Linked DNA regions of Homo sapiens: regions 2, 3, 4, 5, 6 and 7 are each linked to region 1. A link is a loop called in an ENCODE intact Hi-C map of the cell type or tissue named here. Cell type or tissue: PC-3. All regions are shown on one strand. Region 1 overlaps LINC02625 (long intergenic non-protein coding RNA 2625). Region 2 overlaps TMEM26-AS1 (TMEM26 antisense RNA 1). Region 3 overlaps CABCOCO1 (ciliary associated calcium binding coiled-coil 1). Region 4 overlaps ARID5B (AT-rich interaction domain 5B). Region 5 has its middle 55 kb from the start of CABCOCO1. Region 6 holds the start of LOC124902548 (a long non-coding RNA gene). Region 7 overlaps CABCOCO1 (ciliary associated calcium binding coiled-coil 1).

Evidence for each region. A loop is a pair of places that touch in the nucleus more often than their neighbours do. Peaks named below come from ENCODE experiments on the same cell type or tissue, not always from the same donor. Only the 100,000 strongest peaks of a DNase experiment are listed, where the experiment ranks them.
Region 2: a loop joins it to region 1, with 4 times the contacts of the local background. A loop is called at or near these places in 7 of 110 quality-filtered maps.
Region 3: it touches region 1 in a loop (8-fold over the local background); 4 of 110 quality-filtered maps call a loop at or near these places.
Region 4: a loop joins it to region 1, with 6 times the contacts of the local background. A loop is called at or near these places in 6 of 110 quality-filtered maps.
Region 5: it touches region 1 in a loop (8-fold over the local background); 4 of 110 quality-filtered maps call a loop at or near these places.
Region 6: a loop joins it to region 1, with 3 times the contacts of the local background. A loop is called at or near these places in 7 of 110 quality-filtered maps.
Region 7: it touches region 1 in a loop (9-fold over the local background); 43 of 110 quality-filtered maps call a loop at or near these places.

Annotation. Positions count from the first base shown.
Region 1 is chr10:61,833,150-61,837,149 of GRCh38, forward strand. The region is part of intron 2 of LINC02625 (long intergenic non-protein coding RNA 2625); the gene reads right to left. Among named protein-coding and RNA genes, the nearest start is that of LINC02625, 33 kb to the right of the region's middle. In PC-3, CTCF peaks have their summits at 2,153 and 2,356; DNase peaks (open chromatin) are centred at 1,532, 2,152 and 2,592; H3K4me3 peaks cover 1,673 bases; H3K27ac peaks cover 2,717 bases.
Region 2 is chr10:61,463,442-61,467,441 of GRCh38, forward strand. All of the region lies in intron 1 of TMEM26-AS1 (TMEM26 antisense RNA 1), which reads left to right. Among named protein-coding and RNA genes, the nearest start is that of TMEM26, 12 kb to the left of the region's middle. In PC-3, a CTCF peak has its summit at 2,587 (motif pointing right); DNase peaks (open chromatin) are centred at 300 and 1,700; H3K27ac peaks cover 2,069 bases.
Region 3 is chr10:61,667,144-61,671,143 of GRCh38, forward strand. The region is part of intron 1 of CABCOCO1 (ciliary associated calcium binding coiled-coil 1); the gene reads left to right. Among named protein-coding and RNA genes, the nearest start is that of CABCOCO1, 6.2 kb to the left of the region's middle. In PC-3, a CTCF peak has its summit at 2,232 (motif pointing right); no DNase peak of the experiment used is centred here.
Region 4 is chr10:61,937,914-61,941,913 of GRCh38, forward strand. It overlaps ARID5B (AT-rich interaction domain 5B), which reads left to right. Exons shown (of 10, transcript NM_032199.3): 3 at 2,270-2,495. Among named protein-coding and RNA genes, the nearest start is that of ARID5B, 38 kb to the left of the region's middle. RefSeq lists an enhancer at 2,216-2,345. In PC-3, no CTCF peak of the experiment used is centred here; DNase peaks (open chromatin) are centred at 28, 1,468, 1,838 and 2,148; H3K4me3 peaks cover 2,196 bases; H3K27ac peaks cover 3,573 bases.
Region 5 is chr10:61,605,834-61,609,833 of GRCh38, forward strand. No RefSeq gene overlaps it. Among named protein-coding and RNA genes, the nearest start is that of CABCOCO1, 55 kb to the right of the region's middle. In PC-3, a CTCF peak has its summit at 1,669; a DNase peak (open chromatin) is centred at 1,688.
Region 6 is chr10:61,477,341-61,481,340 of GRCh38, forward strand. All of the region lies in intron 2 of TMEM26-AS1 (TMEM26 antisense RNA 1), which reads left to right. It overlaps LOC124902548 (a long non-coding RNA gene), which reads right to left and starts at 2,122. Exons shown (of 2, transcript XR_007062375.1): 1 at 1,914-2,122; 2 at 1-66. In PC-3, CTCF peaks have their summits at 1,776 (motif pointing right) and 1,977; a DNase peak (open chromatin) is centred at 361; H3K4me3 peaks cover 205 bases; H3K27ac peaks cover 646 bases.
Region 7 is chr10:61,749,495-61,753,494 of GRCh38, forward strand. The region is part of intron 5 of CABCOCO1 (ciliary associated calcium binding coiled-coil 1); the gene reads left to right. Among named protein-coding and RNA genes, the nearest start is that of CABCOCO1, 89 kb to the left of the region's middle. In PC-3, CTCF peaks have their summits at 1,622 (motif pointing right) and 1,825; DNase peaks (open chromatin) are centred at 1,637 and 2,747; H3K4me3 peaks cover 960 bases; H3K27ac peaks cover 2,423 bases.

The DNA of each region.
Region 1 (4,000 bases):
TCTTGGCTACCACTAATCTGTCCTCTGTCTCTATAAATATGCCTACTCTGAATATTTCATATAGATGGAATTATGCAATATGTGGCCCTTTGTATCTGGCTTCTTTCACTCAGCATAACGTTTTTCAGGTTAATCCATGTTGTACCATACATCAGTACTTCATTACTTTTTATGGCTGAATAATATTCCATTGTATATGGCTATACCACATTTTGTTTGTCCATTCCTCAGTTGATGGGCATTTGGGTTGTTCCCACATTTTGGCTTTTGTGAATAGTCTACCATAATATTTCAATGATTCACTATAGAAATATTAGTAATAATAATGTTTTAGCTATAAAGGTAGAATGCATGTTTACTTGTGCTCCACCCTCTACTAGACTGTAAAGTCCTGAGGGCAGGGACTTTGCCTTCTTCCCCGTAAATTCCCCAGGGCCTTGGCTAGTGTCAGGGCCTTGGCTAGTGTCTGACACAGAATACATGCTCAGTACTTCTGTTGACTAATGAACGATTTCTGCTTAGAGGATTGACTGCCAATCACAATAGATATGAAACATAGCAAAAGTCACCCTTCTATAATCATACAATGTTAGATTTTGAAGTGATCTGATTCAAGATCATCATCCAATATTATTGGGCCCATCATTTCCTAGCTGTGTAACTTGGGCAAGTTCCTTAATCTGTTACTCTAATTCCTTCCCTATAAGGAATATTGTAGATGCATGATCTACCTCAGAGAACTGTTTGATGATTAAGTGGCTTAATGTATATTCGACACTTATTGGGCATTAGATTTAAGACCGAAAGGTAAGTAAATTACCCCCAAGATTGCCCAGCTAGTTAAAAACAGAGCTGGGACTGGAACCCATATGTCTTAGCTTTCCCGTCTTCCAAAATAGTTGTTTGATGGCTGCTCAGAAACTGATGGAGAACAGAGTTTTCTTCTGCAAGGATACCAGCACAGCTTCAACAGTCACGTTTTTAGGGGCAAACATCTCTTTCCTCTTACAGGTGGCCTCTAAGCCCCAACCTCTTTACCTCCTTCTAGCTTCCAAATCTTCCAATCTTTGAATGTCTACTACTCAAAGCAATTTTTCCCAAAGTATATTCCTCAGAACATTCACTTAAACATCCAGCGTAATTTCTAGGTTTAAAAATAATGAGGATGACCAACTGACAGGATAAGAATTATGAAGGTAGTGTTTGAGTAACAGAATAAAATGTTTGGAATATTTCTCTAGGATAATAATGACATATTTTGTTTTTTAAAAATTGGCTTGGAGAATGTTTTTATTTTTTAAAAAATTATTCCTTAGCCAAATATATTTGAGAAATAAGACATCTCTTAGAAAGGGACTATGCAAATTAGCATATAGAGGTTACTAAGGAGTTTTGCATCTAGACACTTTTTAACCCAGCAGTTCCAGAGCATAATGAAATATGAAAACATTTCTCAGCACAATACTTATTACCATCCTTGGAATGCCACAAAACACATTTTAAGAAACACCAGAATTGATTTTTACCCCAGGCATCAAATGGAAGGGACATATGTTAACGCAAGCTCTATGAGAGCAGGTTTTTCTAGTTTTTTCACTGCTTAGGACAGTACCTGGCACACAGTAGAGATTAACTGATTATTTGTTGAAGAATATATGCTCATGGAAATAGCAACTTGGGATTTGGGACATCAGCCCCTGGTAGAGAAGAAGCCAGCACATTAGGTTGTGGGTCTCTGATCTGGTTGTTCTCAGCCAGAAGGTCCCCATGGAGTTGGCTATCCTAAAAGAAGAAGGCCCCCATCCACCCAGGAAGGGCTTCTTGCCAACCAAGATGGCAGGTCCCCACCAGAGTAGAACAGGCATGCAATACAGGCCACAGCTGCCTAATTCACTGGTATCAGTATTTCCACGGATGCCAGTCTTCATGACTTCCACACAAAAATCAGGTTCCCTTACAAATCTGAGTCAATAGGCTTTAAACTGAGCACTCATGAAAGAATAAACTCCACTCCCCTACTCACAGCCAGCCCTCTGGCCTTGTCTAGGCCACGGCCAGGAGCACTAGGGAGGGAAAAGGAAGGTAGCTTCAACTTTTCCTGGCAAAGTGGCCTTCCTTTTCAGAACCTGTAGCTCAGCTAAGTGGAGACACCTGGTGTTTGTTGTTGCAACTTCAAGAACAATACATTAAGACTCGGGGCAGAAAATCAGGCTTTTCATAAAAATTGTGTCATCAAAAAGACGGTTCAGGAAGAAAAAATGCAAATGGCAGCCCAACTCACCCCTACAAGACTTTTTCCCCCTCAATATTTCTACCATCTGAATAGCTTTTCTCCGTATTCCTGTATGTAAAACATGGGGGAAAAAAAACACAATAGCAAGGCACCTAAAATTTGTGAGAATCCAGAAAAGAGAAGAAATCATCTTTCCTGGTTGCTCCATTTTGTCAGGTGTTAAATCAGAGTGCTAACTTTTGTATAATAACTGTTTGCTAATACTTAATAAGTAGCCGGTGTAACACAGTTCCAAAAAATTTTTTTGTTGTTGTTAAGCCTATGCAAGGCCAAAGGAGTATTAAAGTTTCACTACGGAAGAAATATGGCCACTGCCAAGAACTGATTAGTCATAAAATCCGAGGCATTATCATCATCCATCATTGCCTTTCTTTTAATGACTGAACTAAAAAGAGAGACATCAAAGTTTTCAAAATAAGGTTATAAAAATGCTGTACGCAGATGAGGCCTCCAAATATTTTGATAGAACCTGAACAAAAAAAATATAGAAAAATCATTGAAACAAATCACAAAACATATGTTGTTATGTTTTGCTCTAAAAAGCATGAAGTTTATCCAGAACCCTATTATGGTAACTGCTTAGCTTTTCATGCATTCCTAAATTACCATGTAATCTAAAACGTTGTTTTCAGCTGCCCTGTATTGGAAAGTCCCTTAAAATAATCAGGATGATTACAGGCTAGTATTCAGAAAGAAACTTGCTTGTATTATTGTAAATGAAAGTATTATTTATCGGGCAGCCTCCTTTAAAGAAAAAAAAAAAACCCTATCTCAGAAGCACAGAAATACAATGTATTCAGGAAATACCTAAACCAAGGATTGCATTTTGGGCTCTCTACATTTTCAAACACATGGATAGTTGGTGTAAAAATATGTTCTTTTTCTGCAGGGACTTGACTGTAATTAGTGTGTGCCAAAACTCTCTCACAGAGATTTCATTGTCTTATCTACTTACATCATCTTAATGCGATTTTATTTTACTTTGTCAAAGTCATATTAATGTAAATGTGTTCTTGATAGCAAACAGAGTTCTTTTTTATGCAAAACAGGATTCAGCTGACTCTAATAAAACAGCTTGCAGTCTATTAGACTATAACAGTAATGTGCTTATTTTGTTTCTCAAATCAAGACTGTGTCAGAAAGCTATAGATGGAGATTTGTCTTGTTTTTCACAATAATTGCTAGGGTGGGGTTACATTATGATCTTTAAATGAATAGTATCGCTTAGAACAAACACTTCATATATCTTTTATCTTCCCCGGCATACAGTTCTGAGTTTTCTTTGAAAATGCTGCGCTACTTTTCCACATAAGTCATCAGAATGTTTCCAAAGAATTTTAACTGCCAGATTAATTATATCTTGCAAACAAAGATAGATTGCTTACATTCTTTATTCAGAATTCCTGCCAGTGTGGAGCAACTGGCAACAAATTAATTTCTTTTGCAACCATGCAAAATGTTTTGCTATGAAAAGCTCTGGAAGGTAAATGGATCCTTTTAAAAAAAAAAAAAATCAGGTTGCTCATTCTGAAAGGCTAATCTGTAAGCAAAGAACACAGGATTAAATGAATTTGACTACTCCCCCCCACCCCGCCCTCTTTTTTTAGCATCTATGTTATAACCCTCCCATAATGTATTCAGTTAATTAAGTATTGCTGTGACCTGGTGGCAATTTTTGAAATCCAGGGAATTTTTCCCCCTTTAAAT
Region 2 (4,000 bases), 370 kb before region 1:
ATGCACCCTGGAGGTCAAAAACAGATGTGAGTAGGGCCCTTGTGGAGTGTGACTAGTTAACATCTGGTAATCCCTAATGGATTTCACTGTCCATTTGTAAGTTTCCCCCAATGTTTAATATCAACAGCTATTCAGGAACGTAGTGACTTGCACAAAGAATAAAATTTACAGATATCAAAGACAAAGCCAAAAAATTACTCTGTTCTTGGCATCCATCCTTTCTGGGCAAAGACTACATATTTTCTTTCTGTTGATACTATGTTTAATAAAGCTATGCGATTGGTTAGATTTCGATTGAGCTGAATGTGTTTTGTTTTGTTTCTTTTTATGACTCAGTGACAAAGGGAAATATAAAACCTTCTGCTTACTTAATCAGAGAACTCTGGTTTCTTCTATGTAATTTGAGCAGAAATTGAAAAAAACCATCCCCAGAAGGAGTAATTATGCCCATACTGGTGGGAGGAAGACAAGCAAGGGATGGTGAGGAAGGTAGATAATCTGGCCCATTTTCTTCTCTTGGCGCATAGTCTGTCTGATTTCTTGTTCCCTTTCAAGTCACTCTTTTTTGCAGTGGCAATTCCCACAAACTGCAGAATTTGTAAGAAAATTTACAAGAGGGGCAGAAATGTCTGTATTTCTGACCATAAAGGCTTCAAATGCTGAGGGACACACTGGAAATGTTTTGCAAAGTTGATGCAGAAGAGTTATAATTCTTATTGCTAACTGCAACAATTGAGATTAAACATAGTTCTCCACACCATCCACACACCAATTAATCCAGACATTCCTTTGACAGAACAGGCTACCCACAGAATTGCTAACTTAGTAACAAATTGGTTAGTTGATTAGTAACAAATCAATGAGGCATCAATTTGTGGACCTACTCAGGTCCATTGGTAGTGGTTGCCAGGAATACTAAAATGCTAATATAATACTAGGCATTAGAAGATTCTTAAAAAGAAACAGGGTCTCTGTCGCCCAGGCTGGAGTGCAGTAGCACAATCTTGACTCACTGCGGCCTCAAACTTCTGGCCTCAAGCGATCCTCCCAGCTCAGCCTCCCAAACTGCTGGGATCATAGGCGTGAGCTTCCAATCCCAGTCTAAACCCTTAACATGCTCAGTGGGAAAGAAGCATCTCCTTGGTGGATTGGATTTCAGATGCCTGTCAGGGAAGTGGGAAGGAAGACTAGCAGCATGTGTGCTACTGAGTTTCCATCTCTGATTTAACCAAAGGAGTGTGTCATCAAAAGATGTTTCCTAAGGTTTAGGAATTTTCCATTCAAGATAAACCTACATAGCAGCAAATGCATGTGTATATTATACAGTATTAGTACAAAACTCAATCACATGATAGTGCTTTCTATCTTTACAGGAACTTTTACACGTGCCATGTCATGAAATGCTAAAATGACTCCATGAAATAGAAACAGGATATATTTTTATCCCCATTTTACAAATGAGGAACTGAATTTTGGAGCAAATAAGCGATTCACCCGAGGTCATGCAGCCAGTATGTTAGAGAATTTAGGAAATATTTCATAGTCACTTGGATATTTTGTAATCACTCAAATTTCTGACACAAATTAAGAGTCAGAAAACTGTGGGAAGTATGGCTGAGATTTTCTGATTCCCACATTCTGCAACAATAAAATATAAACATGACTAACCAGGATACATTTACAATACACATGACTAAGTGACAACACGTGGGAGATAACTGGCTTTTGAAATGCATGTCTGTATTAATCAGAGTTCTCCAGAGAAACAGAATTAATAGGGTTCTACAAACCTGCAGAGCCTATATCCCAGCTTGAAACTGAAGGCTGTAAGGCTGCTGTAGTACCAGAAAGAGCCACTGTCTCAGAGTTCAAAGGCCATCAGGCAAAGGAAAAAAGAACACACACAAAAAAATAAAAAAAATAAAGTTGATATTTCAGTTCAAAGGCTGTCAGGCAAGATAAATCTCTTACTTGGAGGAAGGTCACCCTTTTGTTCTACATAGGTCTTTAACTGGTTTGGTAAAACCTACCCACATTATGGAGGGCTGTCTTTTATTCAGTCTACCAATCCAAATATTAATCTCATTCGAAAACACCCTCACAGAAATACCCAGTTTAACCAAATATCTGGGAATCTCATGGTCCAATCAAGTTGACACAAAATTAACCATCATAAGCCCACCCTTGTCAACTTGGCACTGTACATGTCTCTGTAAAACACATATAATGTCCAAATAAGGGTAATAACAAGATCATACTTCCACCACATTATACAGCTATCCTGCATACAAGCATAACTGCACTAACCCTTTCCCCAGAAGAGGATGCAAACTCCTTGCATGATGGACTCTTCTCCTTAATGTCTCATAACTTAAGTAAGTATGTGGGAAGAATGTTATGAAGTAAATTGTGTCTTCCCTCCGCCATCGGTATATTGAAGCCTTATCCCACAACTTGACTGTATTTGGAGACAGGGCTTTTAGTAGGGTAATTAGTTTGAAATGAGGTCATAAGGGTGAAGCCCTAATCCAATCAGACTGTTTTCATAGAAAGAGGAAGAGACACTAGAGGTCTCTCTCTCCTTGCTCACATAGAGGAAAGGCCATGCAGGTCCACCGCAAGAAGGCAGCCCTCTGCAAGCAAGGACAAGAGGCCTTACCAGAAACCTACCCTGCTGGCTCTTGATCTTGGGGCTTCCAGCCTCCAGAACTGTAAGAAAATAAATGTCTATTTTTTAAGCCACCCAGTCTGTGGTACCTTGTTATGGCAGCCTGAGTTGTGTAATACAATGACTAAAGCCCTAGCTGGGTTATTTCTCACTATCACAGAAGAGGAAATTTATTTAAAATATATCAGTCCAATTATTGTGTGCATGTTCTAAACCTTTCTGTTTAATTTCCAGGCTGGACAGAGGCCTTAAATGGGGCTCTTTTTAAAAAGAAATCAGAAGACATATGTTCTTGGGTATTTTGAGGGCTGGATTATAAATTCCTTTATGTCTTAGGGGAAGATTTCATCATGCTCTTTTAAAAGCTGCATGACGAACCTATCAATAGCAGGGAGATGTCTGGAACAGAGAATACATAATCAACAAATTTTCACTGAGTGTCTACCATATGCTGAATCTCGGAGATACAATAGGGGTAAAGGCATATGCTGTCCTTCCCTTTAGGTAGTATTCTAGTGAGGGACCTAGGTTGTGAGATAGGGATTGGGTATTGATTCATCTGAACGTTTAAGGTTGTTATAATAAAAAAATTGACTTTTAAAAGCTCATTTGGAGATTCTAGTAGAAAGCACAGCTACACATGTAGCCTTAACCTGGAAGAAGATACTGCTCCCTGACTAGCAAAAGTGTTCCCTTTTTCATTTGTCACCTTTGGCTGTAAGCAGGAGTAGCAGATACCATGGCCTGGTTATACTACCATCTCAACATCAAGCTACCAGTTGGGTTATAGAAGATTTGGTTTAGGTCCAGTGGATTTGCAATCAATGAAGAGCTAAACTAGAGTTACAAAGACAGTGTCTGGTGTGTGTGTGTGTGTATGTGTGTGTTTTAATTTATACTACACAACCAACTTTCAGAACCCTAATTTGCTGCAAGGCCCCTATGTTTGTAACAAGGTGGTTTTCATTCTTTCAGTAACACTGTTTTTTGTTTTTACCTAGTTGAAGAGACCTCTTGAAATATTTTCAAGTGTTATATAATATTTTCATGTGTGTTAATACAACACCTTTATGCTGTAAGTCCAAAAGAAAAGTCAAACAAAGGGTCGTCTGTAGCAACACTAAGGTGTTTCCATTTTTCACTGCTCTGCATTCACAGAGTTTGGAGATGACCTATGAAGCTATAAATAAAAGCAATACGATTTTTCTGTAAAACAATTTCTAAACTTTTCAAAACGTGCAATGTTAGATTCATGTAATAGATTGTTACAGGCTTTCCTTGGGGAAGCTACAGGCTTTTTTCCCTTTTACGAATCAAAAGTTGATAATGCAG
Region 3 (4,000 bases), 170 kb before region 1:
ATATAAATATAATTATATGTTATATAAACATTTTACATATTATATATAAATATAATTATAAATTATATGTTTATTATATACATTTTTATTTTAAAAATTTTGTATATGCATACATATACACATATTTATCTCTACAAAATAAGTCTTTGGATTCTTTATGCTTTTCCACGCACTAGTTTGTCCATTACTGTGTCAATATCATGTCGTTTTACATTCATCTTTAAAATCTATTTTGGAAAGTTCACTCTATTTTTTTTTCTTGACAAGTATGTCTTCTTCCATAGGAACTAAAAAGTTATTTTGTAAAGTTCCAGAATCATCTCATTGGGGTTTGAGACTGTCATTACATTACATTTATAATGTAGGAAGGACTTAGTTCTTTGAATTTGAAAGTTTTCAATAAATCTCTTTTATCAAGTCTTGTTCTTGAAATTTTTATAGTTTTATAATTTATATAGATACTATACCTTTCTCATCATATTTATAACCAAGTATAATTCAATCAAGTTTTTACCTTTTCTGTTTCTAATTAGCTTCTTGTATAGGAAAAAACTGGCTTTTACATATTTATGTTATATAGAACCATCTTGCCAAATTTTTTATTAGTAATAACTTTTTTGTTAGTACAATGTCCACTTTCTTAGGTATGCAGCCTTGTAATCCTCAAATAAGAATTTTCAAATTTCCTCATTTCTGCTATTTAAGTTACATATTTAGTTTTCTTATTGTATTAGTTAGAACCTCTATAGTGTGTTGAATTACAATAATGTTGCCATCCATCACCTTTTTGTAGTTCCTTGTTTTCATAAGAATGACTTAGGATTTCACTATTCCATATGATGCTTGCAATATGATTTTGGCAAATAGTCTTTTTCGTGTTTAGCATTTTTTTCTTTTCATATTTTACTGGGAGTTTTGCTGCTGAATCTTAGTAAGTGCCTGTTTATTATATATTTAAATAATCATATAATTTGTACCATTTAATTTGACATAAAAATTATATTAGACCTGCTAATGATGATCCAACCTTGGATCTCTAAAATTAATCTTATTTGGTCATAGGTATAGCTTGTAATTGTTTTAGTACATTTTAAAATTTAATTTTCTAAGAGGTATTTTAATTATAATTTTTACATCTGCATTGATTTGTGATTTTGGTTTATAATTTCCTTTTTTGTTAGTTCAGGGTTTTGTGTGTAGACTATGCTGGCCTCTTAAAAATGAACTCTCTATAGTCTGTAAATATTAGACTAACATAGAATTTATTTGTTATATGATTAATAAGTAAAACTACAAGTGTAAAACCATCTGGGCATGGTGACTTTTTAGAAAGCAGACTTCCGGTTTAGTTCATCTTTGATCAGATCAATTTTCTCGTCCAACCGTGATCAATTTTGAGAACTTACATTTTCCCAGGAAATCACCCATTTTCTTAAAATTTTCTAATGTATTGCCCCTGAATGTGACACAAATTTGTTTTCTTTATGTTTCAGTCACATTTGCCAAATATTTGACTATTTTATTAACTATTCTAAGGAATTACCTCTTGCTTTTACTTATTTTTCTTTCACTTTTTTTATTGTTTTTTAAAATACTGGCTTTTTAGCTTCATAGCAAGACTATGGTAAGGTGAACGAGGCACTCTCCTTGGGCACAGAATTGAAGGAAGTGCCAAAAAACTCAGTAATCAAGATAATTTCTATTTTAATGCAATACTTTAAAAAAATCAAACCTAAAGCCCCCAAAAAACCCTGATGGATTAAAATTTTCAGTAAAGATCAGATCTGTATTACTGTTTTTTCCTTTTGCTTCAGCTCCAATATGGCTTAGCACAGCACTGCTCCTGCTCCTTGGTTCATTTATTTTAAGGGTTGGGGAAAAAAAAAAAAACACCTTCCAAGTCTAGAATTTGCAGACCAGTCTATGTCCTCTGTGACTAGGAAACTTCTCTTTAGTAAACTTTGGTGAAATCTGTTATCTTTCTTTTGGTGAATACTTATTAAAAATTTTTTTTATATAAAGCACTACCAGTGATGGATACAAAGATGTCCCTAAAAGTTTACATTCTAGAAAGAAAAAATATATACAAATGTGAAAAGTTTAGTTGACATTAGAGAGGGAAAAAAATTAGAGAAAAACATTATCTGGCAGATAATATCAGGCTTACAGTTTTATTGCTCTTGGAATAACTCTTAAAATCCACCAGGTGGTGGAGTAAAATGAATTAACAGTGCCATTTAGCTTACATATTTTCCTAGTTGGAGATGTAATTTTACAGAGAAAGCCACAATTACATATCCACATATTTTAGCTTATTTATGAATTTTCTATTATATCTTTAATTTTTACAAAGCAGAATGTATGTGTTGAAAGATTAAACATTTTTAGCCATCTGATAGCCTTCTCATGCAAGTCACTGTATAAACAAACAAAAAAAGCAGTCTGGTTTAAAATAGGTCCAGGAATATAATTTAAAACAGAAGAAAAAATCCAGAGGCAAACTCCCCTAAAAGATGATTATATTAAGCCTGCAAATTTTAGTAAAAGAATGAGGCTCTAATATTAGGCATCTTAGCTAGAATTAGTACTGTCCAAAAGGTTAAGATTATTGGATTCTCTTTCATATAGTTCTTGTGTGACCTACTTTTCTCCTACCCAGAGATTTTTCAAATCAGATAAATTGATCTGAATGTCTGTATAATTCACTTTTCATGTATATATTTATTCATTATTAATATGACAGTAATCTTGTGTGTATTAAAACACATAAAAATGATATTTAATATGAATTAAAATTTAGGTTCAAATGACTTGCCTTAAGTCATAAAATTAATCAGTAGTCAAACTATCATGAGATCTGGAGTTCCTCTAAGTCCTGCTTTTCATCATGCTCCACTATCTAACAATGTCATCAGATGATGAAGATGAATTTAGACAGTCAGTTAGCAACCTATGTTGACATATCAAGAACTGCAGAATCCTAAAAAGAAATAAAAGATTGAATGACTGTCCCTGAGGAATTTACAATCTAATGGGATTGACCCTATAGGAATAATTATACTTTACCACTCATAAAAATATATATAATGAAAATCATTTAAACAAATATATAACCATATATTATAGATCAAAACAGTACCTTAAACAAAAACTGGGTGCATTTAATTCAATTTGTAAATATCTGAGTACCTACTAGATGCAGCATACTAAAATACTTTTTTCTTAATGAGTTTATAATCTAATTATATGACCTAGTTTAGATTAATTGGCCCACCGTAGCTTACAAAAAAAGTGGTTAATAATGTAGCATATTTTATTTCTAAATTAGATTTTCAAAGATAAAAATGTAGCACAATAACCTAATATTAAATTACAAACATTAAGCCAATTACCATTACCAATAAGTGGTAGGTTTGAGATTTTTCCACTTTTGAAAAAGAAAAAGAATTTGGTATGTTATCTGGTAAACTACCGCAAGGCAGTTTTTTTGCTGCCCTTATCTTTTGGAACTCAATCGCATGGAAGGCTCAATAACTATTTGTTGCACTGAAAAACATTTGCCCTCTTTCCCCACAAAGTCTCATAATTTTTTATTTTTGTGTAGCTGCTGCTGTCTTGCCTCTATTTCCCAGTCTCCTCTTCCATCTCCCCTTCACAGCTCTTCTCTTCATGCCCTGGCTTTGAGCAGTCTCACCCATTGTCACAGTTGCAGTTGACTCCTAAACCAACGTCTGTAAACTTGACCTTTGTGACTCCAGCATTTCTAACTAAACTCTAAACATTTCTTTCTCGCTATTAGTATTCCACCTTAAACTCAGCCACTGAAATCAACTCAACATCTTGCTCTTTAAAAACTAGCATAGTCTTCCAACACTCTATTTCTATCAGTATAAAAAGGGTTGGCTGGGCACCGTGGCCCACGCCTGTAATCCCATCACTTTGGGAGGCTGAGGCGGGCAGGTCACGAGGTCAGGAGGTCGAGATCATCCTGGCAAACACA
Region 4 (4,000 bases), 100 kb after region 1:
CTTATCAGATTTCCTTCTATGGCATTTGACAATGTTGCAGGGCCAGTTTCTCTGTGAATCCACAGTAAAACATACTGGTGGTTTCACAATTAAGCCAAACTTGGGTTTATGGCTTATGCATGTTTATGTGAATTCCTGCATTTGTTTTTATGTGTGTGTGTGTATTCATGAAAGATCTGTTTGAGAGAGGGAGAAAAAGGGAGGACAAAACCTATAGACTGAATCATAAAAGATGGGTTTATTCATTAATGACATCATAAGGATAGTATTTTCTCTTGGTTAATATACTATTTGTTTGGAGGGTGTTGTAAGCCATCCAGAGATAGTCATGCCATTTCTTGGAAAAGATCTGAAGCAACTAGTAATTGAAATGATAATCATTTGATCAGAGAGCTATTTGAAAATAACACTCATCTACAAACTTGTCTCTTCTGGGAAACTGTATTTAGTCAAAATGTTGCCAAATTCTCTCTTTACTAATGTTGAGACTGATACACCTAATTATTTTCCAGTACATTCTAAACTTGATTTCTGGTGTCACCTGTCCAGAAGCTGTTCCCATATGCTTTGAAACAATATCTAGCCTGACTTTATTCTGACATTTAATAATCACCATGAAATAGCTATAAAATGCATGACAACTACAGATCTTTTATTTCAAGAGGATGGTGTGGTGAATCTGAGGGAAATCATCCGTTGAAATGGTACTTTGTAATGGGCCCCATTGTTTATAAAGTACTCAAATTTTTTCTTGAGCGCACGATAGAAACACAGTTTCCACTTTGTCTCCCATTTAGTGGTAGTTCATATTTAATCATGATAAGGGAAAGGATTCCATTACTAAAGTTTTACTTTTCATTTTTGATAGAGTATTTGTTACTCTGCTGCTGCCTAATAGACTTTCTTCTCAGAAGCAGCTTGGAACTCAATGAGGAAAATTGAAATTTTAGATCCTACCTTAAAACATCAGAAAAAAAAAAAAACCCTCAACCCAGGGCTTCTTATTATGTGAAGCTTACCCTAATAACCTTTTTTTGTTCGAATTGGAGAAGTGTGTGTGTGTGTGTGTGTGTGTGTGTGTGTGTGTGTGTCGGTGGGGCAGGGGGAGGAGGAAAAAGTCATGTTTGGGGAGGAGGAAAAAGTCATGTTTAACAGCAAAATTAGCCAAAATCAGTTGTGAATTCCTTTTGTTTAATAGCTTTGAGACATCTTCCTGTTGTTGTTTGTCAAAAATATTTCTAAGATTTTGTAATCTTAGGGGTTTTCACAGCCAAGCTTTCTTCAGAAATGTGAAATAAAAGAAATGAAAGAAGTCAGTTCAAGTTGAAATGTCAGATGCTTAAATAACTTAACTTAAAACCCAGTGAGATGATCTTCTTGAGCCTTTTCCAAAGAATCTTTGGGTGAAGGGGCCTCCCTTTGTTCCATGTATGGATGTCTATTAAAGATCTTGCTGAATTAATTCTGAGTCAGAAAAGTTGGTTGTTTCCTAGAAGCAATTAGAGATGCTTAACATTCAAATTTATGATCCAGAGGAGAAACTTGCATTTCAACTACTTTTCTTAAATTCAAAGACTTTTTCCTCACTCACCCTCTCACCCTCTACCCCATCTGTATTAAAAGAAAAAATCAGTTCATTTCTCAGCTTACAAAGTTTTTGAGAAACATGAGAATGTGTAAGTTTCTTTCAGTGGGAAGCACATAACATTTATGAAGTATTTCTTTTGGGATTACATCACAGTTTTATTTAATTTTTAGGACAAAAGTTAAATTCAATATTTGTGTATAAGCCAAGGGAAAATGTACCATAAACATAGGAATTTGGGGGTGAGTCAGAGTTCCAAGAATCCTAGATTTACTTAGACCATTTATGTAGAGACAGGCTCACCATTAGTCATCTAGCTTTCACTTTTTACATTTGCAATTAATTACACCTAAAAACTAGCTTTCACCCAAGTGGTCAGCTAGGTAGAGTGTGAACTTGGGCAACCAACATTAAAAATGGCTTATTAGAATTACTGTCCTATTTTTGGATACTTTCTAATTGTATAACAAACATAAAAATTATTCCTTAACTAAACAACTAGCAGTGAAAAACCATTGAAATGAAGTGAGTTACTAAAGATTCTGTGTCACCAGAATGCACACAGTCTCCTTGCATTAGGTTAAACCACTCACATGGCATTTCAGATGGGCCTTGTGGAGAGTGGATCATTTCCCTCAAACCTATAAATAACGTTTTTTGTTCTTCCCCAACCACCTCTTGTAGGATGAAGTCATTGCTGTTTCCGAAAAGGTGATTGTGAAGCTTGAAGACCTGGTCAAGTGGGTACATTCTGATTTCTCCAAGTGGAGATGTGGCTTCCACGCTGGACCAGTGAAAACTGAGGCCTTGGGAAGGAATGGACAGAAGGAAGCTCTGCTGAAGTACAGGCAGTCAACCCTAAACAGTGGACTCAACTTCAAAGACGTTCTCAAGGAGAAGGCAGACCTGGGTAAATATGACTTGTAATTTTAAATCTAATGTGTGGGCGTATATAGTAACTTTTCGGTTGAAGATTTTTCTGGAAACACTATCATTTATATATAAATGTATTTCAAATTTCTTTAACCTCAAAGGGTCCTAAGAATATGGATGGAGAGATGACTGGATGGGTAAGGGATGAGTGTTACCTGTTGGATCAAAGGACCTTTTATGTATGGACCCTTGTGCTGGGGTGATACAGTGGTTCTAAACAATTTTCAGTGTGATGTCAAGGCATACAATTTAATTAGAGCACCTAAAATTGAATTAATGAAGAGTTTAAATACTTGCTATAAGTATGTAGTATGACATCTATTAACACCATGTCCCAATTTCATGTTTTACATTGAGTGGAAAACAAACTGAGGAAAAGGGATGAGTTCCTCAATGTGGAGCAAGAGAACAATGTCAAGCCAGGGGATCCACTGGTTGGCAACCAATGGCATAGGTTTGCTTGATCTTTTAGTGTTCAGTGGTACCATCAACTATATATATATATATATATATATATATATATATATATATATATTTTTTTTTTTTTTTTTTTTTTTTTTTTTTTTTTTTGCTTCCCTCTTCCACTGTAAGTTTAAAGGAGAACTTGGGCTTTGGAGTAGTTGTGCTGATTGGTGTTTACATACTAACTCTGCTGCTTCTTAGCTGTATGGCCTTAGGCAAATAATTTAACTTCTAAGCCTCAGTTTCCCCATCTAAAAAATAGGGGAACTTTACAGGGTTATTGTGAGATGTGAGATAGAAGGGGTAGAGCACATTGACTGGCATAAAGGAGGGGCTTCATAATTAGTTCTATTGCTTTTTCTTAACACTTTCTTCTCCAGTGACATTTTGTGTCCTTTCATTGCTTTTTTTTTTTCTTCTGTTTGTATTCCCGTGTCATTCACTGATTTATTCTCCTAGCATTGCCCAAGACGAAAATTGTTGTCCTCTGATTTAGACTAGTTATTTCCTCTTTAGGCAAAGAGGAACTGCACTTTAACATATTAAGGCATCTTTTTCTTTCATTTGCGCACAATGCTGATTTTTGCAGTCCTATTTTACGCCTTAATGTGACAACTTCCTGGTTTTTTTTTTTTTAAACCCAGAACTTAACTATTACAACAAACCTAGGCAATTTATTTTAATTGGCATAAAGAGACTGAATAACACCAGTAACTGACTGTGGCTTTCATGTGACCCTGGTTTGTGATGAGCTGTGCTGTGTTTTGGGAATAGCATTAATATTTTCTTGCAGTTTGAGTTTAACTATCAACGGTTTCCTGGCATCTTTTGGTTGATGTCAGACAGTAACATTTTAGATATGGCAGCCTGATTGTCACCTGCACATTTAGAGACAATTATTAGACTAGTGGTTTTCCTTCTAAAGCCAAAGAGTTTTTTGATAATCTTCCTATATATACTGTTACACCCCCCAGTTTTGTGAACACACAATAACTAGTCTTATGACTTGCGGTAATGCTG
Region 5 (4,000 bases), 230 kb before region 1:
AATGTATGGAAGTGTAAGAAAGACCACATATTGTATGATTTCATTTGTATGACATATCCAGAATAGTCAAACCTCTGAAAATAGAAAGTGGATTCATAGTTACCTAAGGCTGGCTGGGGAAAATGTGGGCATTTGGGGATGATGGCTCAGCGGAGTGGGGTTTCTTTTGGGGAGTAATAAAAATGTTCTAAAATTGATGTGGGGATGGATGCATAATTCTATGAATATACGGAAAGCCATTGGATTAGGCACTCCAAAAAGAAGATATATGGGGAATAATTTAGAAAACTTGAATATCACCTGTGTGTCAGACATCATTAGAGAAGCATGGTTAATTTTGTTAGAAGGGATAATGACACGGTAAACATGTAAGGAAATCTATTTTTTTATAAAAGCATCCCGAAATATCTAAGGATAAAACATTGTAATGTCTGGGATTTGCTTTAAATCACCTCAAAAAATAGATGGAAAAAATCTAAATAGTTGTTATATGTATGTTGTATATGGGACTTATTATAATTTTCTTCCCATGTATGTTTGAAATTTTGAAAAATTTGAAAAATGAAAAGAAACAAAGAGAAATCCATGAGCTATGGGGAAAGGAGACATTTTGAATCCAAATGGTTATTCCCAGGTGAATGTTGCCATCTTACACACAATAATACTTCCCTGTTAATACTGGAAGATAGTATTATGTGGTCAAATAAGACTGAGAAACAATGAATTAGAAAAGACTGGAAGACTTTTCAGCATCTTAACTATGTAAAGATACAAGATGGATCTCCAAGATTAAGGATATATTACCATAAAAGGTTTTTTTTCATGTACATGCTGTGTATTAGGTAATATAAATAGCAAGGAGGCAAGATCATTCTGTAAAAGACAGCTGATCATTTTGTTGATAACTATAACTTGTCTTTCTGCGATCAGTCCAGTCTTATACCAGTACTAATGTTTTAATTTAGAGGCAAGGAACTAATAATAGATTTGTTCAATTTTTTTTCAAATTTCTCACACTTCCATTTGCTTAAAATTATGTCTGTTATTCAGAACAACCCATGGTCCAGACTAATGATGCGAGGTTTGACTTGTATATTAGATTTTGCAAAACTTTAATGTTACTTAATTTATAAAGTTATGCCTTGTTACATGTTCAGGGAGCTAAGTTTTGTGAGGCTAGGGTATAGGGTTTTGATTGAGCAAACCAGAGATCCATGCTTCACAACTCCAGTGCTCCAAGTCATTCCAGTCTTTCAGAGTATATTGCATATTCATGGCACAGACATGTGGAACAAGCTCGATGTACAAACCTCCTAGAAATTTCATCATCACCTTGCATGAAAACTACCCTGTGAATCATGGGATACCAGCATTTAAGTGCTATTCTATGAACCATCCTTTTGCCTTCAGCTTCCAAGATTTTTTGGTAAACCCCTTAGCATTCAAGCCTTTTGGCAAAAGAATCACAGAACTTGAATTGCAAATTAGTTGTCATAATTCTGGATGCTGCAGTTAGCTCAGATACAATAATATATACCTACGAGACATTAAATCTTAGATACATTAAAATTTACATCAAGTGATTCCAAAAATGAGTATAAATAATTCAACTTTAACATTAAATCTTAGTTAGCATCAGATAAACTGGCCTATCTTGGGAAATAACCACTGAAGTCCTCTAGAGGCACTGTTGTGTCAGAGGGTTGAAAGTATCAAATCCAAAATCAGAAGGTATTCCAAGTTCAGCTTCGCTTTGTATTAGCTATTAAGACCTGGAACACCTTAGTTAACTTTCCTAATCCTCAATGATCCTTCTGAAAAATGAAATATAATAGTACCTACATCATAGGGTTTTTGTGAGGACTAAGTGAAATGTTATGTATAATATGCATAAAGTATTTAATACAGTGTTTGTACGTGGTATCTAAATATTCACTATTAGTAATTTTTATGCATATGTTATTTTTCTCAAAAAATAGTGTTCTACTAAACACACGTGGGGGTAACACTTATTTAGACAAAATTAACTTCTAATCCTAAGCATCAAGCACAGTACCCTTTATATGATGGGTATGTAAAATATGTTTATTTTATTTTATTTTATTTTTCTGTGACGTACTCTCGCTGTGTTGCCAAGCTGGAGTGCAGTGGCACAATCTCAGCTCACTGCAACCTCCGCCTCCCAGATTCAAAATTCTCCTTCCTCAGCATCCCAAGTAGCTGGGACTACAGGTGCGTGCCACCATGCCCGGTTAATTTTTGTACTTTTAGTAGAGATGGGTTTTCACCATGTTGGCCAGGATGGTCTCGATCTCTTGACCTTGTGATCTGCCCACCTTGGCCTCCCAAAGTGCTGGGATTATAGGCGTGAGCCACTGCACCCAGCCAAAGATGTTTATTTCTAAAAATGAAGGATAAATGATTAAATCAGAGCCTTCTAAGCCTATAGGTTAAGTCTTTGGGGGTTTTTAAGTTAGTGGCAGAAATGAAGCCTTTGCCCACCTCATATACATCCTACTAAAACAGAATAGGAATTCAGTTCTCTAAATAAAGCTTAATATGTTCCTGAAAAAAGCATCATAACCAAATTCCATGTTCCATTGGCATCAGAATGTCTTTGAATCTGATTATTATCTTAAGCCACATTCCAACGAGCCCAAAGTGCCCTGTGAGGAAAAATAATTACTCAATTGCTAGTAGTTGGCAGATCTCCCATTAAAAAAAAAAGACTTTAAAGTTGCCTTTGCACTCCTCATTTCAATACTAGTTAAATCAAAAGTGGATTGTGATTAAAATGGAGACATTTTTATGCACTAGCATTTACAGTATACGTTTTCTAAATTATATTCTTTTTGGTATTGTTTAATGAAAGGTTTAGTTCTTCTTGGTTTTTCCCTTCCATATGAATTAGGTTTTAAACTTTTCTTTCTCTAGTGAGAAAAATATTGTAGTTCTACACATGCCCCTACAGCCCTAAATGACATATGATCTACTGATGACGTCACTGCTCCTCATTTTCAGACTTTACATTTGGAAAATTCTTAAATGGAGAAGAATTACTGCTTAAAAACTGATCTATTTGTTTAAAATATTCAAAGAATAGGCCAGGCGCGATGGCTCACGCCTGTAATCCCAGTACTTTGGGAGGCCGAGGCGGGTGGATCACTTAAGGCCAGGCATTAGAGACCAGCCTGAAATGAAATGAAACCCTTTCTCTACTAAAAATACAAAAAATTAGCTGGGCATGGTGGTGGGTGCCTGTAATCCCAGCTACTCGGGAGGCTGAAGCAGGAGAATTGCTTGAACCCAGAAGGCGGAGGCTGCAGTCAGCCGAGATCGCACCACTGCACTCCAGCCTGGGAAATAAGAGCAAAACTCTGTCTCAAAAAAAAAAAAATCAAAGAATATAGAAGTTGGGAGTACAAATTTGTTCCAAATTCAGAGACACAAAAGTAGTGATTTGCTTTAAAAATTACATATTTAAAGAAAAGCAAAAAATGAAACATCTCTAATTTGCAGCCATTCTTAGGGATTTCTAAGTATCTTTCTGGGTTGAATTTAGAATATAGTTCCATAAATGAGAGAAACTTTTTTTTAAGTTTAAAAATATTTTAGTGGTCAATCCTGTAGTGCTCAAGCTTGGAGTAGCCAGAGGGAAGCGGGATGCATCATTTATTCTCAGGTTTGCCACATATTGGCTATATTCTAGCATTGGGCGCAGTCTCTCAAGGGATTTTTCCTCATCTGTAATACAGGGGATTGGGCTAAATGACCTCTAAAGTACTTTTTGGTGATATGACCCTATATTGGAAACAAAAAGATTGTGGGAAAATCTAAATCGTTGTGAACTGAAAGGCAAGTGAAGGAAGCTGTTGATAGTAAAACATTCTGAAATACCCCAGCTTTATTGAATGGAATCAGGCTATAATGAAAACAACATCTGGATGTGATTGTTTAAAACCAAATGCATAAAGGGAAATCCAAATTATGTTAGATGTTA
Region 6 (4,000 bases), 360 kb before region 1:
ATCTCCTAATTTATTTGAAGAGAATTTCACTGAGTGCAGGCTGTATAGAAGACACCAACATCCACCCTGTGAGGAAGTTAAAAACAGAACACTGTGTAACAGAAGCAATGGTAATCCTTAATATTGAATACAAATGAAAGGAAGGAGAGAATTTACTATGTTTCAATGAATCATAAAATAAACCAGAACACACCAAGAAAGAGAAAAAAAAATTCAAAATGTCCGAGAAGAGAAACAAGATCTATTTCCTGTACTGTGTTTTCATTTATTCACAAACCAGATACCATGCAATATATACTGGAAAGGGGTAAAAATGTACATAATGACTAATACCAAATAAAACATCTTCCACTAAAGGAAATACAAGGAGAATCTGCAGGACATAGACATACAGCAGCAGGGACAATAAGAAATGTGGATTTATGCCAGGTACAGTGGCTCATACCTACAATCCTAGCACTTTGGGAGGCCAAGAGGGGAGGGTCAGTTGAGCCCAGGAGTTTGAGACCAGCCTGAGCAGCATCATAGCAAGACCCCATCTCTACAAAATTTTAAAATTAGCTTGGCATGGTGGCACACACCTGTAGTCCCAGCCACTCAGGAGGCTAAGGTGGGAAGATCACTTGAGCGTAGAGTTTGAGGCTGCAGTGAGCTATGATGACACCATTGCACTCCGGTCTGGGTGACAACGTGAGATCCTGTCTCAAGAAACAAGGAAGGAAGGAAGGAAGGGAGGAAGGAAGGAAGGAAGGGAGGGAGGGAGGGAGGGAGGGAGGGAGGGAGGCAGGGAGAGGCAGGCTGAAGTGGCTAATGACGGGCATTCCTGGGAACAGATTGCTTGTAATAAGATATAAAGCAATAGAAGCATAGCCAAATTCAGGTCTATTACAAAGCTATTTTCAATTACCTAAAACATTTAAAATACCCAGATAGTTATAATGACTTAGGAATACCAGTATTTGAGGGTGAGAAAATTTGAGTGTATGTCACATCTTTGCCATTTACTAGCTCCATGATCTTAAGAAATCATTAAACTTGCTGAACTCATTCTTTCCATAAGGAAAATAGAGACAATAGTATTTACATAGTATATCTTATAAGGGTTTAATAATAGTTCAATTAAATGATACTTTGAAACATGAAACACTAACTGGAATGTAAACCGTTAATGGAATTCAGCTCTTCTTAAATTTCCAATGGTGAAAATGTTACTATTTTATCATATTATTTATGAACACCTCTAATTGTTAAGGATAAATCACTGTTCAATATACGAAAAAAAATCTAACTCTCACACTGGTCCCAGCTATAGCCTCCGGTACATCATAGAATTAAATTTATCTGCCAACCAATGCTATTTTTAAAATATTTAATGATAGCCACCGTAATACCCTTTTTACCTCTGTATATTAGAGAAGTTCAAAGGTTGATTAATTTACTGGTGTAATGACATCAGAGCTCTGATTGTACCTAGTTCCTTTATTTACTCAAAATACAGTGCAGTTGCTAGGTCTTGGAAATCCTCGTCATTTTTTCTCTAGATTCTCTTGAGTTTGTTAATATTTTTCTTAAAAGCTGCTGCCTGCACCTGTGACATACTCTTGCTTACCCAGGACATATGCATCACCACCCTATTTATCTCTTCTCTTTGCCAACAGAAGCCTATTGTTTTCAGATACTGGGGAGTATTATGTTTAAGAAAGGCAGCCCTGTCCCTGGACCCAAGAGGTGAACGTTGATTAGTTGAAAGCAATCACAACAAGTCTATTACTCTGCCACTGCCATGGCCACAAGATGGAGTCTTGACCTCTGAGATACAAAAGGAAGTCTTCTGGCAGGGTTTGTAGAAATGTTCTTACTCTTTATAAGACCCCAAACCTGGATTCACTCATTCCTGCCACTGGAATACTTACTTGTAATGTTTGGAAGGGCTGCAGACAACCTGAAATGATGTTAGGAGGAAATAAGATTAATGCAGAACTACCAATCCAGAGCCCCTTCATCATTAAGCCTCTGAATTAACAAAATATTAACTTTTCCTTTTTCCAGACATTTTTATGTGAGACAATAGATTTTAGTTATTGTTTTATCCCTATTTAGATGTGTAGAAGAGTCTGCTGATGCACCAACACATCTTCTTTGCCATCCTGAAATGATCTGCTGCTGCAATAGTTTCTAGCACTCTGACAGTTTTCCACCTCAAGCACCTGCACCTCTTCTTCTCTTCCTGAAGTTGCAATGCCGAAGTGGAGGAGAAGTTTAAGCCACTTCCCCCTTATCCCCAATCAATAAAGAAGGAGATTTGGTGGAGTTGGAGGGTTCAGCCTTCCCACACCTGGGAGTGAGTTCAGAAACTCACTCATTTCTGAAGTGAGTTTTCTCAGAGGATTCCAAAGGAGTCCCAGTTGCCTACAGTAGAAACTTCATATTAATATGCCATTTACTGGCTCTTTTAGCTTCCTTTTTTTACTTTTATTTTTCCTAAAAACGTGCTCTACTTGACCTTGGGGTCACCTCCTAAATAAATTACATAAGCCCAAAACCTTGTCTCAGGGTCTGCTTTTGAGGAGCCCAACTCAATATGAGTTGAGAATTCTATTACTTGCAGCTGAAAGCATTCTAATGCAAATCCGATAGAGCAGCACTGTTCAGTAGAACTTTCTGTGACAATGGAAATGTTCCATATCTGCAGTGGTCATCATGGAAGGTAGCCATGAGCCCCTTGTGGCTGCTAGAACACATGAAATGTGGCTAGTATGATTGAGGAACTGAATCTTTCCTTTCATTTTAATTAATTTAAATTTAAATGGCCACATGTGGCTAGTGGCTACCATATTGGACAGCACAGCTCTAGATGCATTTCAGTGAGTATAGAATGAATGAAACAATTACACCCTTGCCTTAGACATCAGAATTATATTCCACAACCATATAGTTTGCACAATAAAGAATTAGGCTAGGCCAGACTCTGTGAAGAATACAAAGATGAATAAAATAAACAGCTCCTGCCTTCCAAAACTCAAGTGTATTCAGGGAGGCATACATGCAAGTATATTCATACACGGGATACATGTTGCAAGAGTGGCATTTGGAAATAAGAGGATGTGGAAACAAAGCACATTTGGAAATAAGAGGATGCACAATTGATTTCTACTATGGGAATCTAAGAACTCTTCACTGAGGTAGCATTTGAGCTTCATCGTGAAAATGAATAGAATGTCTTTGGGGAGGGACCAAGGGAAAATTACATTTATAACAAAGAAAAGAGACACATGGAAGCAATATAAACAAGAGGCATGAGAGGGCAAGCAGTATGGTAAATCTGGGCTACAGACCAAGATGCTAGGTGAGGTCCAGAATATGCAGAGCTTTGAATTCCATGTGAGCACACTTAGATTTTTTTTTCTGTGAGCAGTAGTCATCAAAATATTTGAACTTTGGTGTTGATGATGGTATTGTCAATGACATAATTGGTTACAGATGGAAACAATTAGAGACATGGAAATCAGTTAGGAGTTTACAGCATTACCCCATATGAGAAATAATATCGATGTTATTTTTGCTTATAGCATCAAGAATAAAATGAGAAGGAGTTTCAAACCCATCTCATAGGTAGGCGTGGCAGGTCCTGACCATAAACTAAAAGTAGACTATGAGAAAGAGCTGGAGATGGCCCTGAAGAGAACATATGGGAGAAACAGGTTTGAGGGGGGAAAATAATGAGTCTATCAAGATGAAAGAGATGCTCAGGAGACATCTGGACATACAAATGTTGGGTTTGATGGTCAGCTTTGTCAAAAGATGCAGAGTTTAAGGAGGAAGAAGAATGAGAGGAAGCTCTTAAAGTTTACTCATAGCTCAAGGAGGATGAAAAGGTTTGGAAAAACCAAAGGGAAACAAAGGAATAGATTATGTATCTTTCTAAGAACCACATTATACTTTCCACTAATATTGAGCAAAAGATTGTTATTTGTTTCTGCTACAGTGTCTTGTTGATTTG
Region 7 (4,000 bases), 84 kb before region 1:
TGACTTTCATTGACTTATTTTGGAACAATGCACTGTAGTTAGTGCCAACACTATGTAGAGCCAGTGAACAAATTCTCTTTCTGAATTTATCAGAGAATGCCTGCTTTCACAACTCTAGTATACACATGTCATTTTACTTTTCTGAACCTGTATTTCCTCACATATAAACTAGAGATAAACATTTTTTGGAATCCATAATGAACTACTAGGGTTCCCCTTCCCCCTAAAGTTAGGTGCGTGGGTTTCAGAGTCAGATAGATCCGGGTTCTATTTCTGATAGAATTCTCCATTTTCTAGTTGTGGGGCATTGGCTGAGTTATTTAACCTCTTTAAGCTTTTGGCTCTTTCTCAAAACATGAAGTCAATAAAACCTTTCCTCCCAATGCAGTATGATTTGAAGGACCTACTATTTATAACGTGCTTTCTAACTAGCCCAATGCCAAACACAGAGTAAGTTCTCAATAAATGAGAGCTGCTTTTTTTTTTTTTCATCATCACAGTTTATATTCCCAAATGGTGGCCAGCACTGACCTTAGGGCCTCCCCATTGAACAACTCCAGTGGGTACCTTTCACATTGTATTGTGAGTGGGGGACCAGAGGAGGCTCACGGAAAGCAATGTGAATCATGGCCCCTAGAGTCAGGCAACTTATCAGCCCTCCTAGAAATTTGCTTCATGATGTTACTTTCATTAGGAGCTAGGTGAGGGGTATGGTATCTCTGAGGAACTCTTTATGGCTTTAAACTACACTGTGTCTAAAAAACAGTTTAATGATAAGTCAGTTAAAAATAACTACTGGGCCAGGGGTGCAGTGGCTCATGCCTGTCATCCCAGCACTTTGGAGGCCGAGGCAGGTGGATCACCTGAGGTCAGGAGTTCAAGACCAGCCTGGCCAACATGGTGAAGCACTGTCTCTACTAAAAATACAAAAATTAGCCTAGCGTGGTGGCGGGTACCTGTAATCCCAGCTACTTGGGAGGCTGAGGCAGGAGAATTGCTTGAACCTGGGAGGCGGAGTTTGCAGTGAGCCGAGATCGTGCCACTGGACTCCAGCCTGGGCAACAGAGCAAGACTGTGTCTCCAAAAACTAATAGTAACTATCAATGAAGTCAAATCAGTGAGAATCTGTCTGGTTGTTTGGCATTCTGCTAATCAAACAAATACTCTAGGGCTCCATTGATATGAAATACAGATAGTTGCACTGATGCAACAATACAATGACTAGGTTTGCTTCTCCAAGTGTTACCGTTTTTCAAGAAAAATATTTAAACTGACTTGTAGCTGGTCTAACAAACTAGGCAGCCCTGAAGATTTTTAGATGAATGGATAGATACTCTGATGAAATACTCAACATCCAATGAATGCCCCCCGTGTATAAAGGCCTGAGCTAGGGGTCCTTAAGATGAATATGACGTGCCCCACGTCCTCGAGTTGTTTCCACACAATGGCGAGAAATCACTCTACCTGGCTGTCACTCAAGGCCAATGTGACAAATACTATGAAGTTGAATAAGCAAGATACTCTGCGAGCACAAGGGCGATGACGAGAAACTTCACAGAGTTGATTGAGCTGGGTGGAAAGTCCAGGTGGATGAGATGGCCTGGCAGGATGCAGGGAAAAGCTCCCCCAGCAGAGGGAGCAGCACAGGCAATACAGGGCTGAGACCACAGCTTCCTCCACCCCTTGCTTTGCTTCGCTCTGCTTTGCTTTGCCTTGCTCTTTTTTTTTTTTTTTTTTTTTTTCATATAACAATTATGGAGCACCCACTCTGCTGCAAGCACTGGGCAAGCAGGGAAAGAGTGAGTGGTCTAGTACAGCTGGAGCTCGAGATCTGTGAAGGCAAGAACATGGAGTTGAATCCTTCAAAAAATAGAAGGGCACAGGTGGGACAGGCATCAGCAGGTGCCCCCAATGAGTTTTATGGCTGACTTAATGTTAGGGACAAGGGAGAGGGAATAACTGAAGACAGCTGCAAGGCTTTGAGTCCAGTAACTGAGAAGCTGGTGATGCCACCAAACGATAAAGGAATTGGAGGAGGAGCAGGTTTGGGGAAGGTAATTAAGGAAAAATAAATGGACAAGCTTCAGCCTGTCAATGATTCCAGTAAGCACTAAATGTGTACTCCAAATATTCTTCTACATCGTGACTGAAAAATACTGAATCTGGGGATCTACACAGGCAAGCAACTTTGAGTTTTGTATAAATAGAGAAAAAGCCACTTGAAATTTAGTAACATAAGATACAACATCTGTAGCTGGACTAGAGACGACCTAGTCCAACTCCCTAATTTTACAAACAAAGAAACCACATCTCAGACCTACTCTCAACTGAGCAGCAGAGCCAATCCAGAACTCTGACTACACATTTAAGGGGAAAAAAATCTACATTTTTAGAACATTCAAATCTGGAATCAAGATACCACCTAGATTTTTCAGAGCTGCTGCTATTTCAGTTTGTTTATTTTTAACTAAACTAGTATGATTCGCAGACTGTAGGTGAAAGGTCTCTTTTGAGAACATGTATTGCTATGTACACCGTTGTCCACAAAATCAGTTTTGTAGTTAATTTCTAAGATTTCAGATTTCAAGAAAAGCCAGGGAAACTTAGAGTACCTAGACCCATTCTGTATAAGGGAAGACATGCTTCTTTAGGTCATTGAAATAATGACATCTGCCATATATGGAATAAAAGGCTGCCTTGCCTAGGAGGAAGGGCTTGGGTGCTCACTGAAAGTGTCCTGTTTCTAGAATGCCAAGCACATATGACTAATTGGCAGTAGTTTCCTCCAAAGCAAGAAAATCCTGCCTGCTGACCAGAGAAAAGTGCCTAATACGGTTAAAGAATCACTAAGTGAGACTTTTTTATAAAAAAGGAAAAAAAAAAAAGGGTAGGGGCTAGGGAGAGCTAAGCAGAGAGGGAAATATTTATAACTGTAACAACATGTTTCCTGGTAATAATTTATGAGCCTACTGGAGAAAAGGGAAACACACAAACTATGAATAAAATATCTAAACGTAAACATCATGCTTTCTGCAAATTTCTTTAGTTAAAAATTAAGGCTGAGGTTGACTAAAGTAAATGACTGCATTTTCGTGGTCTCTTATTTCCTTGATGCTAAGGGTTACCAACTGATTTACAACTTCCTGTGTTGTTTTTTAAATCTATATTTGTCAGCACATTTTTAATGTCAGATTACTTAAAATAGACATCTTGGCTCTAAGAGGTCAGAAATAATAATATTAGGTTGACTTCTCTAAAGATTTCATAGCACTTTACAAGTATTCTAATTTAGCACCAAAGCTTTTTATTTCTAAACGAATATGGTTTTAAGAAGCTTAGCCCCCACTTTCAGTTGTGGACTTCGGGACTGAAGTGCAGTTCAATCAGTATGCTTTGAAGTTAAGTAAATTACATGATAGCTTTATCTAAATAGTTTCAGCCTCCTCCTATTCAGGTAGTTTCAACTGTCAACAGGAAGTGCATGAAAAAAGAAAGACTCGAACCAAGGACCTAGAGTTCTTCCATTGTAGTTTCTTTCTGTTCTAACCATTATAATTTATTATCTCATATGATTTCTGCAAATTATCGGTACTTATTCAAAAAGAGTATTCTCTAATATGAGAGTCATGAAATAGCTTCATCTTCATATAAGCTGTCATAATATGTAATGAAAATGCAATGTCCATAAAATAAAATTTTTAAATATTAAACACCTCAATTTTAAATAGAACGCTCTAGAAGAAACTAACCAAAAATCTATGATTAGAATTGTTTGAAATATTTTATACTGAGTTCAAGGGTATGCCTTGAACCTAGTAAGCTAAACAAATATACTCTGAGTGGCTTGTAAAAAATATTTTGAAAAGCATTCAATTTTTTTAACTATTTATAATGGAACCATACTTTTCCATCTCTCACCCTGAGGAAGTTGCAAGGTAAGGTCAATCTAAGAATCAAAAGTACAATGCTGAATTTAGTAGTTGAAGAGCTCCGGTATTTC